Regions from separate parts of the Mus musculus genome. Here region 1 is linked to region 2. The links are chromatin loops, found by intact Hi-C in ENCODE. Cell type or tissue: left cerebral cortex. All regions are shown on one strand. Links, peaks and the distances in the headings refer to the core of each region. The heading gives the core; the rest is flanking DNA.

What was found. A loop is a pair of places that touch in the nucleus more often than their neighbours do. Peaks named below come from ENCODE experiments on the same cell type or tissue, not always from the same donor. Only the 100,000 strongest peaks of a DNase experiment are listed, where the experiment ranks them.
Region 1: it touches region 2 in a loop (2.5-fold over the local background); 4 of 42 quality-filtered maps call a loop at or near these places.

Annotation. Positions count from the first base shown.
Region 1 is chr2:4,224,727-4,232,855 of GRCm38, forward strand. The region is part of intron 1 of Frmd4a (FERM domain containing 4A); the gene reads left to right. Among named protein-coding and RNA genes, the nearest start is that of Gm39752, 19 kb to the right of the region's middle. In left cerebral cortex, for the core only: a CTCF peak has its summit at 4,011 (motif pointing right); DNase peaks (open chromatin) are centred at 2,406, 3,159 and 4,038.
Region 2 is chr2:4,286,946-4,295,074 of GRCm38, forward strand. All of the region lies in intron 1 of Frmd4a (FERM domain containing 4A), which reads left to right. Among named protein-coding and RNA genes, the nearest start is that of Gm39752, 44 kb to the left of the region's middle. In left cerebral cortex, for the core only: no CTCF peak of the experiment used is centred there; a DNase peak (open chromatin) is centred at 4,329.

The DNA of each region.
Region 1 (8,129 bases), core at 2,110-7,109, 62 kb before region 2:
TGCAGTGTGAGCCTCCACCTGGTTACCTTCTATAACACAAAATAACATATCAGAAACATAAAGGGAAATGAACTCAGCCTAGCTCCAGTGACAGGGTGGCAAGGTGACCTGGAGATTGGGCAGATGAGAATATAAGCTACCCCTTGCTAAGTTGAACTCAAGCAATGTCAAGTTTCTCTCTATGGAATGCAAAGTTGGATCTTCCAGAATATCTGTGCTTCGGATGCCATGTTAATTATCCTGTAAAGGATGTAAAGGACTAGCTTGGGCTGTTAAGAGCACTCGTGATTCCTCTTGGGAACTTAATACACACATAATAAATCTTGCTGAGGTAGCCAGACAGCAAATGAGAAGAGGCCAAATATTTCCTAAGGAAAATGAAGACTCAACAAATCAGCTCAGGAAATAAATGTTAATGCAGACAATGAGATATTTTTATACAGCTACTGACTCCAAAGTAGTTGAAATATTTTAAGGTTTATTTTTTCCTAGTGCTGTGTGGGAGGTATTTTTCTATGCTACACAAACACACACACACACACACACACACACACACACACACACACACACACACACACTCACACACCCTTTAATGTACTTTTAAAGGGTAAAATCTCAGTTAAAGAAACTGGCTGTGCATGGTGCTATGCCTGTAATTTAAGTACTTGGAAAGTTGGAGCAAGGAGGGGTGTGAGTTCAAAGCCAGTCTGTGAAATGAGGTCAGGGCTGGGGGTGGGGGGGCAGGACATGTCACACAAGGCTCACAACCTGAGTTCTGTTCCCAGAACCTGTGGTGGAAGGGGAGATGCAGCTCTTAAAAACTGTCTTCTGTCTCCCACAAGCATGTCATGGAACACCCATATGGATGTGTACACACACACAGAGAGACACACACACAGAGACACACACTCACACACACACAGAGACACACACACACACTCACACACACACACACAGTGATGGAGATGATGATGATGATGATGATGATGATGATGACCACAATGGTGATAAAATATTTTTAGAAGAGAGAGAAATAAAAAGAGAAAACTAAGATTAGTGGGCTCTGGAAAGAGGTGAAACTCCTCTTTTAAGACTTTGGGAATCTGTCCATTTTTAACTCTCTTTTCCTGAAATCCTGTTCACACTTTGCAGTTAAAGCAGGTTTGGTGCCATTTGCTGTCTCGCTGGTCTGTTCGATCGAAACCTCAGCTCAGCCACTTCAGTGTTAACTCTAATGGATACTTAATGTGGGCAATTCTTTTTAACAAAATCAGAAACTGGTATGGTTTACATATGTACTGGCCTGTCGGCTCCTGTGTTTGAACTCTAGCAATGAAGCTTAAAGAGGCTGGGGGGGGGGGTGCGGGGGGTGCTTAGGAAGTGTCCTTAGTTGGAGGAATGGGCTCATTGGGTATGGGAGTAGGTTTTGAAAGGTTATAGGCAGTGGGCTCACTTCTGAACCAAGCTCTCCACTTTCTGGTTTGTCGGGATGTGACAAGCCTTGAAGTCTTAAACACAGTCCTGTGGCTACACAGTGCCCCAGCCTCCATGCCTTCCTCACCATGATGAACTGTGTCCTCTTTAGCCATGAGCTCACAAACCCTTCCTCCCTCAAGCCATATCCATCATGCCTGCTATTCAGTCACAGTAATGAGAAGAGTAATATAAAAAGCTTGAGAATTCTCACCAACCAAAAGATGTATCTCGAGGCACTGAGCCCAGCCTATGGAGTTCACTAGTCACAGTTATAAAGTTAAAAGATTTAAAGTACTTGAGATACCTCATTGGCAAGTTGATTCCCTTGCTAATAAGGACCTTTGATCTCTAAACAATTGCAGATGCTTCAGGTGACACACCAAATTCTAACCCCATTCCATTTCCCTCGACCAGAGTCTACGATTTCTGACTGAGTCCTTCTCAGGTCCACTGTACCTTCCCCAGGCCATGTGCCCATACCACGTGTATGTCACCAACATACAGACAGTGGTGGTGTTCTCAGGTTCTCAGCCTCCCACCCGTGTGTGTGTGTGTGTGTGTGTGTGTGTGTGTGTGTGTGTGTGTGTGTATGTGTGTGTGCCCCTTCCTCCTGAGGATTCTGCCGTAGCAGTGAAACACGCATCCACTAGGCTACCAAGCACTTCTCTCTCGGCCATGTTCTTCCCATCTTGTGTGAGGCGGAGCTATAGGAAGTGTGACTTGCTCATGATCTATGACCAGCACAAATATTCTGTCTTGGTGATCCTGTAGCTTCCAGGTCTCAGGCAGAAATAAGAATATCTTTTAGACAAAACATCAGCTTGGAGCCTCTCCGCCAGTCACTATTCAGAGGGTTTTTCCTCCCCAGTCATCCTTAGGTCTCTGCTATAAATACTCTCCCTGCTGCCAGCAACACGTTACTATTTTATACTTACTGTGTGTGCCACACAGTCACAGTGCCACCCACTCCAGAGACATTTCTGCTCTTCTCTTCCTCCCTGAGAATGTCACCTTCGCTCTCCCAGGGAATAACTGGACTTACTCACGTGGAAGAGTACAAGTCTCACAAAGCAATGTATGCCCAGGGGCTGAATTTATGGACTTAGAAAGATAGCACAAAACACGTTCTAGAAAATACCTGTGTATCTGACCTATGAGCCCTGGCTCTCTGCCATAGGCTGGTCCCATCCAGTCAGTGCACACTATGGCCAATGGCTCCCCTCAAGCGGCAAAGGAGAGATTTTCCCACAAGGGAAAACATTCCAGTAAAACTATACCTTCTTGGTTTTAATGGTTAAAAAGGGTGAATTTTTTTCCACCCTCAATAAATAAAGTGTTTTGAGGCCAAGACTCTCGGGAGATAATCATTATAAAAGCTGCCACAGAAACTAGCATGTTTGAAAACACAGAATGAAGCTGGCCTGATTCCCAGCACTCTGGGGAAGAAGATGGGGGGAGAAGGCCTTTGTTCTCCTACAGCAGGTGACAGCACACCGCTGGACTCGCCAGTCCTGTGTGGGAAATGGTGCTGATAAGCCGCCTCATGTTGTGCATGCATGGGGCTAGCTGCCCAGACCAATGAAGAACAGTTGGACAATGGATGGGAAGCTGGCCAGCAGCAATCACATTAGATACCCTTCCCTCCCCCGTGGAAATACCCTTTGAGAGCCAGCAGCAGATCCTGTGGGAAGAAGATGACACTGGGAGCCAACTGTGACAGGAAGATCAGCTGTGAGAGGAAAGAGATTTCAAGTTCTAGGGGCACTCCAAGAAAGTGGCTTTGAAGAGGTGGTGACAAGACTATAGGGGTTAAGGGGATGAGTCCCCACCACCTTCTTTCTCAACTAGGATTTCCTTACAGGTCTGTGATAGAGAAGACCTCTAATCCACCTTGCCTTTGATACCAATGTATCAATGACGGGGGCCCCGCCCTCCGCCGCCTCTGCGCCGTGTATTATCTTCCTAAGTGAACCATGAGGGCTGAGATAGCGGTGTTTGCTATAAGAAGCCTCCCTTCCCCCTGTGTTATTTTCATGGAACCTCCTAACAGCAGACCTGAACTGAAGGTTAGCGTAGCAGTGCTCAGAGGCAAGACATCATGAAGGAGGATGTAAAAAGAAGTTGTGTAAGGTGTGGGGTCAGATGAAGCCCTGGGGAGCTACTGAGAGTAGTTCCAGAATTAAATAGAAACCCAGGATTCCACAATCCCAACAGGAAAGAAACAGTCAGCATGTTGAGACAGAAGCAAGCCCCCCCCCCCACACACACACACATACACATACACACACCTACAGTGGTCTTCATGAGCCAAACAGCTGAGCCCAAAGACAGATCCTAGAAGACACATGAGCACAGCGCAAAGAGAATCTGGGGGATGGGCAGGCTGAAAGAGGTGAGCAAGGTCGGGCACACTTCAGAGTGACTGTCTCATTCATTGGGATCCCTCCTCTGCTCAGTGACATTGTCAGGCAGATGACACAAAGCCAGGCAGAATGGGTAATCTGCTGGTGACAGAATGAACCTCTAGAGGGAACTGCTGCAGGCTGGAAGGGCAGAGTGAGCAGGAGAGAGGAGAGATGTATGCATTTTCAGCTGCTAGGAAACAGCACCAAGGACTTCACTGACAATAAGCCCTGTGGTGTCCACACACAGCTGAAACCATTAAAAAGACCAATGCTCTCTAGCTCTGAGCACGAAGCTATCAGCTTACGATCAGGACAGGAAGAAGATCTTATCATAAGCATCTTGTAGAGAGTCACATGGCTGAGCTGGGGAGATGGCTCAGTTAGTGAAGTGCTTGCCATGGAAGCTCCAGGAGCCGAGTTCAATTTCCAGTTCCCATGGAAAGGGCTGGGAGTGATAGCATTTGTCTGTAATCCCAGCTCAGAGGAGACAGAGATAAGAGGGTCGCAGGGGCTTGATGGAAGCCAGTCTAGCCATTCAGGGAGCTCCAGATTCAGTGAGAAAGCCCGATGCCCAGGAGTAAGATAGAGACCCATAAAGGAAGAACTCAGTGATGGCCTCAGATCCTGCATGCACATTTCTACACACGTATATGCATCAACCCAGATGTGTGTGTGCAGAGGAACATGTGCATCTATCCAGATGTGTGTGTGCACATCAACATGTACACACACAAAGAAGTAAGACAGGTCACTCTGCTCTTGTCACTGTGCTAAGGACTATTGTGTTTAGAGAAGAAAATTTGAATTTTATTGGAATGGAGCTGAAAGTATTTGTCCAGAAAAAAAAAAAAAAAGACAAGAAAGATGTTGATAACTTTCTTCAGATATGCAAAGAAATCTCATATGATAAAAGGAGTGAGGCTGGGGAGGGAAGATCTGCAGAGAGGAAACTGCATTCAAGTTCTTGACCTTCCCCATCATTAAAATGTTCCAAAACCCACTATTTTCCCAGAAGCCGAGCAGGATGCTGCCTTCCTTACCACCCAGGTGCTAATGCAAGAGCCAGCAACTGTAAAGGGGGCTCGAGCATCCATCAGAGTGCCATATCTTCCTCTCTCTGCCAAGGGGTGTGGTGTGCATCACAAGGCAACCCAGAATGGATAAATAGATGATAGGTAGTCAGACAGGAAGTTCAGGCAGAGGACATCTTGATCTGTTTCCTCGTGCTGTAGTAGACTACCTGAGGCTGAGTTATTTACAAAACGAGCTTCATTATATTTGACCCATGGTGGAAATCAGAAAGGAATTAAAGACATAATAAAGTGAAGTTACAGCAAGAAGGGCATGGGTAGGGGAGCTTATATTTGTAACGACCCATTCTAGTGATAACAGACTCCATCCCCAAGAGAAAGGAAGCAAGCCACTCAAAATGCTCCAGCTGTGTAAGTCTGCCCTTAGGTCTGCCTCTCAGCCTGCCGGACCAGCAGAGGTCAGGGTAAGTTTCAGAAGAGACAAACTATACTAAGACCAAAGCTGGAGAGATACGTAAACAAATGACAGATATATGGATGGATGCAGGACACAGGATCTAATAGAAATAAATAAACAGAACCCAGCCAGGTGGCTCAGGGGCTAGAGGCACTTGTGAGCAGGCCTGAAACCTGGTCCCTATATTCATATTCACTCCCTCTCGCTCTGACACTCACACCCATACAAACACACACACAGATAAATAAATGCATATTTTCTTAAAAGTCTATCATGACTAGCCTAGGAAGACAAGTGACTTAGGACTTAGCTATATTGCATTGGGTCCAGGGCTAACCAAGGCACACTTTCTACTCGCAGAACGGGCAGGCCTGAGTCCTGAACAGAGATGTATACACTTACATAATGTGACTTCCAAACACCCAGCTGTGATTGGTTTGTTCAGTCTTTGATTTCCCTTTTCAATCACCTCAGCAAATCTCTCCACGGGGACTAAATTACTTTCCCCTTTCATAGATAAGGTCATTAGAGTACGGGAAAGTCAGAGGAATTTGCATCCCAGACGGTCAGCCTCCATAGCTGCTATTGTCCTCCCAGATACCAAGGGGACTTTATAAATATAAAGGGATCCTGTTTGCCCCCTTGTAAATAGCAAATAACCCCCACCTCCCCTTTGAGGTACAACAGAAGCTATGGTAACAGTCTCCTTCAAAGATAACTCTTAGTCTCTGTTTCCTCCTCCATTTTAGTGATGTAGCCTAGGTAGTACTGTCGTTTAGATTAGCTATTAGTTGCAAGTGACTTTGAAATCTATGTGGTATATAGACAAATCAAATATGGCCATATCTGGGTGAAAGGGCTTTATGCTTTGATGCCTGTTTCTCATGGAGGTAAACTGAGGTCAGTGAGCCATGGCAGCTGTTTGTGCTAACAGACTTGTCCATTCTGGATTCTACCAAGAACCAGTTTACTGAACACATCAGTCCACGTGGAATTGCTATCAATGAAAAGAAAACTGAAGAAGCCCAAATAGTAACAATAGCAGACTGTAGTTGTGCAAACGGATGCGATGGTCTGCTGTCTCGTTCTATCCTTACTTCAACATCTGACCCCAATTCGAGTAAGACATGTTGTACATCTCAGAGTATCTCTCACCCCAAACTACATGCCTACTCCAAACCAACCGCTTCCGATTTGCCTTCAATTTTCCCAGCATTAACACCAAAATTCCCAAGCCCAGAGGAGCCCCCTCAGTCTCAGGCAAACAAGAATGGTTTATTCCCAGCATTCACACACCATAAGCATCTGGAGTCATAGTCACATTGTTCTGAAGCTGGCAGAAGCAGAAACCTCCACACTCCAACTAAGATATCAAGAAGCTGAGCTTAAAGTGGCGGAGTCCTTTACCTCCCGGCGGCAAACTGGCAGAGGCAAGCCTGTGTTCTTCCACACTCAGACAAGTCAGCAATGACAGCTTTTGTTTTATTTTTAGAGATGGGGAGGGGGTCTTGCTATGTAGCCCAGGCTAGCCTTAAACTCTCTATTCTCCTGCCTCAGCCTCTCAAGTGTTGGGATCACAGGAGTGGACCACCAATTCAGGTAATAGGTGTTTGTCTCCGTTGGTGCTCGCTTGTGGTTTTAAGGAAGCATACACATCTATATAAGCTCTCAAGGGGGATCCATGAGTAAAGGAATTTGCAGATAAGCTTTCTTTGCCATGTTAAGACAACTAAATAACTTTTCTCAAGAAAAGGGGGGGGGGGAGACAAGAAAAAAAATCAATCCTTTAGATCATTGTTGAAAGCAGCCATGTTCCTATGAGCTGAATATGAAGAGAATTTATAATAAAATCCTCCCTAACTACAGATTCTCCCAAATGCTCTCAGGTCGAGATAACCCTTTCTTCCCTTTATGAAGCAGAAAATATAAATCAGGTACTGCAGTTTGAGCCTGGGTCCTTGCACACGCATACTGATACACACTTTACCACGGACCTATACCCAAACCCCTTTGTTGGTTGCTGCATTTGAGACAGGACGTTGTTCTGTAAGTTTTTCAGGCAGGCTTTAAATTTGTGATCCTCTTCTTCAAGCCCCATGTAGCTGGGATTTCAGGTGCAAACCACCAGCCCTTGCTAAGCTGCAAGTCATTAAAAACTAATTTCTCTTAAGAATAAGTTTTTCCGTAACACATGTTGAAAATGCATGAAAATTCAATCATCAATCCAATGGACTTGCTATTCATATTAATGAATTTTGAGGCACTGTTAGAAGCTGAGTTATCACAGCTGACCACATGTTCTCTCTGTAAGGACAACAGAAGCTAATACAGTGCAAAGATACTTTTGTTTCCAGGATTCAAAACCACAATGAGCTTTGTGTTCGGCCCTTGATTAAACAAACAATTAATCAGCATTTCCATCCCCGTTTACCTAATTAGGTTTTCTTCTTTGCAAATAAGACAGGGTCACATGTCATTTTGATTTATTTCCATTTCTACCAGTGTAAATACAAATGTACCACAACATGACCTGTGGAAGATGAAGGCCTGTGATTTGAAATAGGAAGGAGAGGGTCAGGAAGGCTGAGGCACAGTGGACTTGTCATAGAATATATTAAGGTCGAAGGCAGAGGATTTGGAAACAATAACACAACATAAAATAAAGGGAGCCTCGGTGCTAATGAAAAGATCAACACTCTTGCATGCTGGCTGTGGTCCAAAAAAGTGCAAAAGCTCAGAGCTGTGAAATGAATGGATTCC
Region 2 (8,129 bases), core at 2,052-7,051:
CTGACTCGCTACCACGGCCTGAAGTCTGGCAGCAGTGGGGCAGGACTGAGACAGGGGGTGGACTCTGGCATAGCAAAGGATCAGTGGGAGTTTGATTGTCTCAGAGGGGAAAAATAGAATAAAAAAATGTCTTAAAATACTCCAAGTTCATTAATTTGTTGCTTTGACCTCTCTAATTTCCCTTCTACTCCCTCTAAACTCCCATAGTCTTGTTTCCATGTCTGGCAATGCTCTCCCTCTTCAAGAGGATGCTCTCAAATGCCCCATCCTTTTAAATAAATATCTCTCAGTTGATTATTCTAACCATTTTTCCGATCCCAATTGGACAGTTTGTTCGCCCATGCTCTTGAGGAGAATGTTGACTGCCCTGCTCTGTCTCTTTCCCCTGGCACAGTGTCTCTCTGAACCTGAAAACAGGCTGCCAGTCAGCACGCACCAAGGCTTCTGTAAGATGAGAGAGTCGGTCACATCACTTGTTTCATAATCCCTTGTTACCACGTGGGGCTTCGCTAGCTGCAGCTGTGCAGCTGCCTTCAGTTCCCAGCACCCGCATCACACCACCTTTACCTCCAGCTCCATAGGACCTGATGTCCTCTCCTGGCCTCCAAGGGTAACTGAACTCATATATACCCCCTGCCAAACAAATGCATACATCTAAAATTTTTATTAATGATAAATATTTTAAAAGAATAGCAAGTATAGAATTTCTTGTTATATGTGAACTGCTTCTGCTGTCAGTCCATCTTCCTCTTGTTTCAGAAGATGAGAAGACTTGTTGCTTATCTCTCATCTCTAGTAGGCATAGCTCAGTGGCTCTGCCTTCCACGGACATTCCAAGACCTCTCCATAGACCAACTGAAGAAAAAGGACAACAGGAAACCAAGCAGATGTCATGAAACATTCTTTGTTGCATTAAATAGCTTGATTATCTACACTTGAATCTATCCTTTCAAAAGGAGGCAGATGCCTCCAGCTCTCGACTCTTCTGTCTAGCTTCTGTTGCCAGCATTCCATATGCACATTCTTATGACCATCCAGAACTTTCTCATTATTAACCTGTTATGCTGAGTTCTTTCTTAAATATTATTTATTTATTTTTATATAAGTACTCTGTAGCTGTCATCAGACACACCAGAAGAGGGCATCAGATCACATTACAGATGGTTGTGGGCCACCAGTAGTTGCTGAGAATTGAACTCAGGACCACTGGAAGAGCAGTCAGTGCTCTTAACCACTGAGCCATCTCTCCAGCCCCCTTATGCTGAGTTCTTATCTGGCTCAAGCTTCCTCTAACATTGCTCCTTCTGTTTGCAACTTTATTTTGATTCTTATCAACATTTGTGCATGGCAATTTCATGAACATAAAAGTCGAATACTAGAAGGTTTATGAAGAAATCTTCCAGGTTCCAATCCCTTCCTTCCAACCTCTGAGTCCCTCTGAAATCATGTTCTTCCAAATGTTATATCTGGTGGTTTTCTTAATAATATGTTATCTTAGACACTTTTATATTGCTGTGAAGAGACACAATGAACAAAGAAACATTTAGCTACGGTTTTTGCCCATAGTTACAGAGGTTAGTCCATTGTTACTGTGACAGAGAGCATAGCAGTACATGATGCTGGAGAAATACTTACATCCCAATCTGCAGGCAGACAAAGAGAAAGAGAGAGCTTGGACCTGGCATGGGCTTTTGAAACTTCAGATCCCATCCCCAGTGAAATACTTCTTCCTTCATTAAGGTTATACCTACTCCAGCAAGGCCACACCCCTAATCCTTCTAATCCTTTTAAACAGTTCCACTTCCTGGTAACTAATCATTCAAATATATGAGCCTTTTGGGGGACAGGAATTACTACTCAAACCACCACATGTATTTACATAGTAATTTCTTAAATACCTAATTTTGAAATTGTATGCTGCCACCCTGACAGATAAGGATTTAACTTTTGGTGTATGTGTATGTTCCTGTGTACAGAGGTACATACATATGTGTGAATGCACATCCATATGTGAGCACACACATTTGGAAGCTAGCAGACAGGTGTTAGTCTCTCACTGGTCTAAAGCTCATGAAGGTCAGGGTTTAATCTTAGTCAGGGTTTCTATTCCTGCACAAACATCATGACCTAGAAGCAAGCTGGGGAGGAAAGGGTTTATTCAGATTACACTTCCATATTGCTGTTCATCACCAAGGAAGTCAGGACTGGAACTCAAGCAGGTCAGGAAGCAGGAGCTGACGCAGAGGCCATGGAGGGATGTTACTTAATGGCTTGCTTCCCTGGCCTGCTTACTTGCTTACTTATAGAACCCAGGACTACCAGCCCAAGGATGGCACCACCCACAATGGGCTCTCCCACCCTTGATCACTAATTGAGAAAATGCCTTACAGCTGGATCTCATGGAGGCATTTCCTCAAGGGAGGCTCCTTTCTCTATGATAACTCCAGCTTGTGTCAAGTTGGCACACAAAACCAGCAAGTACAACCATTGAATTTCAAGGATGAACCTGTATACACCTCTCCAGTTCTTTTGAAAACAAAATGTAAGTTGGGTTGGTTCCTGGGATCGAACTCAGGTCTTCATCCTGTCAGGATAAATATTTTACTTGTTGGGCCATCTTCTCAGTCTGCAGGTCTCTTATACCCCCACCCCCAACTCACACACACATTGCTCCTTTCCCCACTTGTATTCTTGATGGACTGATGTTGCAGTTTAATGTAACACCTAGTTTTATTGTGCTAACAAAATATTGTTTATATCTGAGAGATAGAATAAATTATAACTACATATCCTGATGGGCTTTACAACTTTATGTTTTTCCTGGAATTAATAATTGTCTCCTTCTAATATTTTCTTAATATCCCATATTCTCATCAGCCATTTAAGAACTTCAATAGAGTTATATGACTTATGTCAATTTGGAAGCTTTATTAGGCTCAGTTCACTTCCATTTTGTGGTGGGGTGTATCTTTTCTAGACCTTTCCATCCTTCATCTGTTAGAGGAGTTCCCTTCTTGGTCTCCTGAATAGCTGTCTTCTTGATACCTCTCTTGCTCATCATCCTTTTGGGCCCCCTTTATATCTCTCCTGCGTCCAGTCCTCCTTTGCTTGGAATTCTTGTTGGCCCCTCTCTCCAGGCTCAGTGTTCAATCAAAGTGCTGAAGAACTTGATCTCCAGTGTTCACAAGAAGTAAGTCTACCCATTGTTGAATGGCTATCCTATGCTTTTCATTAAAAGACCATGTCTAGTGTTTGCTCGAGTGATGTTGAAAATCAGAGCTACATTTTCCGGTTTGACTCCTCTCTTAAATCTCATCTCAAAACATCCAAGCACCAGAAACTAAGCATGTCCAGAAGCCACTCAGCATCTTGTCAGAATTCCCCCTCCTTCTATGCATCTGTCATAACAGATAACATTCTTTCTCTAGTCTCCCAGATAGAATTTATAGAAGAGTAATATCCAGGTTCTAGACTTTACCTTTCCCCATTTGGACTACTGCAATAGCCTGTGACTACCCAGTTGACCTTCATTCCTTCATTCACTCTTTGTCAATCAGCTCCTCAGAATGAGTGTCGCTTCCTTGCTAAAAGTATACATTGTAATGGCTTCCCTTTTCTCATAGAATGAGGCTGCCCTCCTTATAGTTTCTATTGCTCTGATGAAACACCATGACCAAAAGCAACTTGGGGACAGAAGGGTTAGTTCCCCTAACAGCTTGTAAGCCCATCACTGAGAGAAGCCAAAGCAAGAACTCAGGGCAGGAACTGAAACAGGAGGCGCACAGGAATACTGTTTACTAGGTTTCTTCTTGAGGCTTGCTCAACATGATTTCTTACACAGCTCAGGACTACCTGCCCAGAAGTGGCTCCACCCACTGTGTGCTGGGCCTTTTTGCATCATTCATCAATCAAGAAAATACTCCCACAGGGTCGCTCACAAGCTAGTCCGGTGAAGGCAACGTCTCACTTGAGGGTTCCCCTTTCCAAAATGACTCTAGCTTGTGTCAAGTTGCCATAAAACTACCCAGCACAGAAGTCCCAAATATACTGTTCTATAGTATGCAGGTGATAATGTGTGTGTGTGTGTGTGTGTGTGTGTGTGTGTGTGTATACAGGCCCACACATGCCACAGCAAATATGTAGAAGTCAGAGGCCAATCTTGAGTATTGGTGCTCATCTTCCAAAATTTTTAATTCTCTTTGTTGATTTTTTTACTCTGTGGATGAGGCTAGCTGTTCAGAAAACATGGGAGGATTCTCCTGTCTCCATTGCTCATGCTTGCATAACAAGTGCTCCTCCCTCCCCCAAGCCATCTGTCCAGCCCCCTGGTGTCATGTCTTACCACCCTTGTTCTCACCACGTGACTCAGTATCTCAAGCAATTTTCACAACTTTTCTTTCTGTTGTAGAGGCTTAGAATGCAAACAGAGTGGGGTAGGCCAAGAAAACTGTAACAGAATCCTCTATTCATCATCATTTGCCTCTAAGAATTGCTCCATTGAAGGTATTTTACCCGTTTTGGCCATGAACTTGTACTGGGAAGCCCTCTGACATTTTGATGTACGGGTTAGTGGGTGCGCACTCAAGATAAACCATATTCCCACAGCATGAGGTTAGGAGATGCCAGTCATTCTGACAAATTCAAGTTGATTTGTCCCATCTCATTGGGAAAACATGAGACTCATGGTGAAGGGTAACAATTGCCTTTGGTAGTAATGCCCATGTTCCCTGAGTATTGGAGAGGGAAGAATCAGACACCATCAAGGAAAGGCCCCACTCTCCTTTGCAGTGCTGGAAGGGTTCCTTCAACTATAGGGATCCATTCTATAGAGGAAAATTATATGTTCAAGTTCTCTGTCTGGAAAAAAACAAGAAAGGAAGTATACAAATGAGAAACAGGTTTAAGAGTTGGTCATTTGCCACCCAGCACTTAGCTAACTAAGTATCTCGGATGCCTGACGGGAGAGAGCCAAGCCTATTGAAAATCAAAAGCCAACATGTACCGGTTCTGCTTAGAAGTGCACCATACATATCCAGCTAATTCTGGGAAGTCAATACCACAGATAAGGGCATTATTTATTTTGCCATTCCAGATGTAATTACACAGTTTACCCTGTGCAAAGTGCACTTCATAAACATGGCGGATCGATGCTAGTTATCAAAATCTATCTACAGCTGACAGAACATGAAAAAGGGCTTTGCAAAATGATCTTGAAGCCCATCCACAGAGCCAGCCCCACAGGTCAACTTATTACCTGCTTAATCACACAGGCATCCTGGCAATAGTATTGATTCCCTGGGACCAAGACATGACATCACTCTTCACAGCATATGCAATAAGCTATTCCCACCATGCAGAGTGGCCATCCGCTCAATGCTGCAGCCTCTCAGTGTCTGGAGTGGCCTCAAGCAGTCAAGGGCAAGTCAGGTGCTGATGGGAACCAAGCATATTAAGGCAAGGAGTGAAGAGCTTTCATACAAAAGAGTGAAATCCTCCTGCTGGCCTAGAGAAACAGCTCAGTCAATGAAAATGTTTTCTTTGCATGCATGGAGACTCGAGTTCCATCCCAAGAAACCACATGAACCAAAGCCAAGCCTGGCAATATGCTCTTGTAATCCATGCACTGGGAGATGGAAACAGACAGTGGCCTGGAGCTCTCTGGCCAGCCAGCCTAACCTATTTGCAATTTTCAGGCCAATGGAAGACTATCAAAAATAAAAGATATATGACAGCTGAGAAATGACAAATGAGCTTGTCCTCTGGCCTCCATATGCATGCACATACATGCACTGATATACACACATGTACACTTTCACATAACACACACATTCATACACCTTCACATAAGCAAAGGCATGCACATACACACTGCTGCTGCTGCTTGTGGACAAGACCTCATGAGTGAAAACTTAAGCCATGCTACCAGCAGGTCAACATTCATTTGTTTGGTGATCCAGGCATGCTCAGACAGAATACCGGTATCTCCACCACAACAGGCATTAATATTTTCTACAATCTCTACAGTGTGATCATTGCATTAAAGATCTCAGGAAGTTCCATGACACCCGATTATCTCAAGGTGTCCCTGTGGCACATACTGCATCTTCCCCTATGGCCTAAAGGAAGGCAAGGTCTTTGAGTTGATTGAATCAGGAGCCTTATGGGTGAACTAATTTGCCTACCAAACCTACCAAACATTGAGTGTTCGAAGGCTAAGAAGACATTTCATTACTACTGGGATAGGTGTCCCAATGGGGCAGCCTTTAATGAACCCCATGGAATGAAGCATGAGGGAGGTGGGAAGATGGACAGTGAGGTCCACAAAGGCTATTGTGGTGCCTGGGCCCACAGGAAAATGTAACCAGTGTGTGAGACACAGCAGTGACATAGTGGTTAGGGAGCCCCTTACAGTGTGACTGTGGGCAAGTGATGCCTCTTTTCTGTGCCCCCACTGCTTCATCTTTATCCAGGGAAACATGAGTTCCAATTTGAAAAAACATTTCGAGAACTAAGTGTATCACCATCTAGAATGGTCCCTGCAGTAAGATGTGCCACTGAAAGGGGCTGTGCTGCTTCATCAGTCAGTGAGGTAATGGAGGAAACATAAACAATGAGAAGAGATATTAAGAGAGGTGTGGGCAGGGCCAAGGTCCATTATCATAATATAAACGATGAGAAGAGCCAGGCGTGGTGGCGCATGCCTTTAATCCCAGCACTTGGGAGACAGAGGCAGGCAGATTTCTGAGTTTGAGGCCAGCCTGGTCTACAAAGTGAGTTTCAGGACAGCCAGGGCTATACAGAGAAACCTTGTCTTGAAAAACAAAAAACATAAAACAAACAAACAAACAAACAAACAACAATGAGAAGAGATATTAAGTGAGGTTTGGGCAGGGCCAAGGTCCATTATCATACACATGGGTATAGTTTACAAGACAATGTCATCTCAGAAGCAAGCTGACTCAGCCTTGAGCACCACACTGCCTCAGCAGGGGCAATCAGAGTCAACCTGGGCAGATCCACCCCAGCCAACCAGTAAAGGAAGAGACAGAATGGTGGGCGGGGAAGAGAGGCAATGGAGGGGAAGGAGAAAAAGAAGGTAAAGGGGGATGGGACCAAGGAAGGAAGTTTTATTTCTTCTTTCCTTGGTCCCAAACCAACTGCAATTCTTCCTAGGGCATCTTCCACATGACACAGGGAGATAAGCTCGGTCAAAGACAGACACTTTGAATTGTGTGATATGTAAGAATAAGCCCCAATTAAAACCAAGAGAAACTCAGTGCTCCATACTGACCCGGGGAACTTCCCCCAGTCCCAGGCAGGTGAGGTCTGGTGACAGAAGTGTTGCTTGTTGTCTTGGTCCTGTTTGGGGGATACTTTAACCTCTGACCTCACTTATGGAATCCTTCTTAATAGTCTATGTCCACTAGGCAGTGTGTCCTGATAAGACAAGGCAGGGGCCATCTGAATGGGCTAAGTTTGGAAGGAACAAGAATGAGGCTGGGGTGCTGGAGGAACACAGGACTTCTCTCCCAGAACTCCCCTTCAGACTCTAGGAACTTCCTAGACATGTTAAAAATTTGTTTCTCCCATGTGACTCTGTCCTTTGATCACTTTCTCGTCCCACATGGCAACAACTAAAACCCAAGCTTCTCCCCCAGCTATAGCTTCTCCACCCCAGCTCAGATAATGGTGGGTAGAAATTAGACCTGTTTGTGCCCCTTCCCTCTCACCCCACACTGGCACATCTCCCTTAGTCCTCCAGCCCAGCCAGGAATGAGGCAGCTACAAGGAAAACCAGTGCAAGTCGCATTGCCTGCTTAGTGAGGTGCTGGATGCCACTGGTTCTCTGGAACTGTCCAGTGTTTAATCCCAACTTGGTCATCGCAGATCCCCTGAGGTCTGTTTAAAGGCCCTGCCTTTCCTCCCCACTCCTGTAGCTAGCTGAGAATGCTTCCCTTGGCCACCAATACTACCAATGTCTTTCTTTCAGTTGGTCACCTGTGGTGCCGCTCTCAGCCTGGAGCCATGCTCCTGCCTTTTTCACCTGGTTTGCTTGCTTGCTTGCTTGCTTGCTTGCTTGCTTGCTTGCTTGCTTGTTTGTTTTAACCCTCCCTCCATACCATACCAGA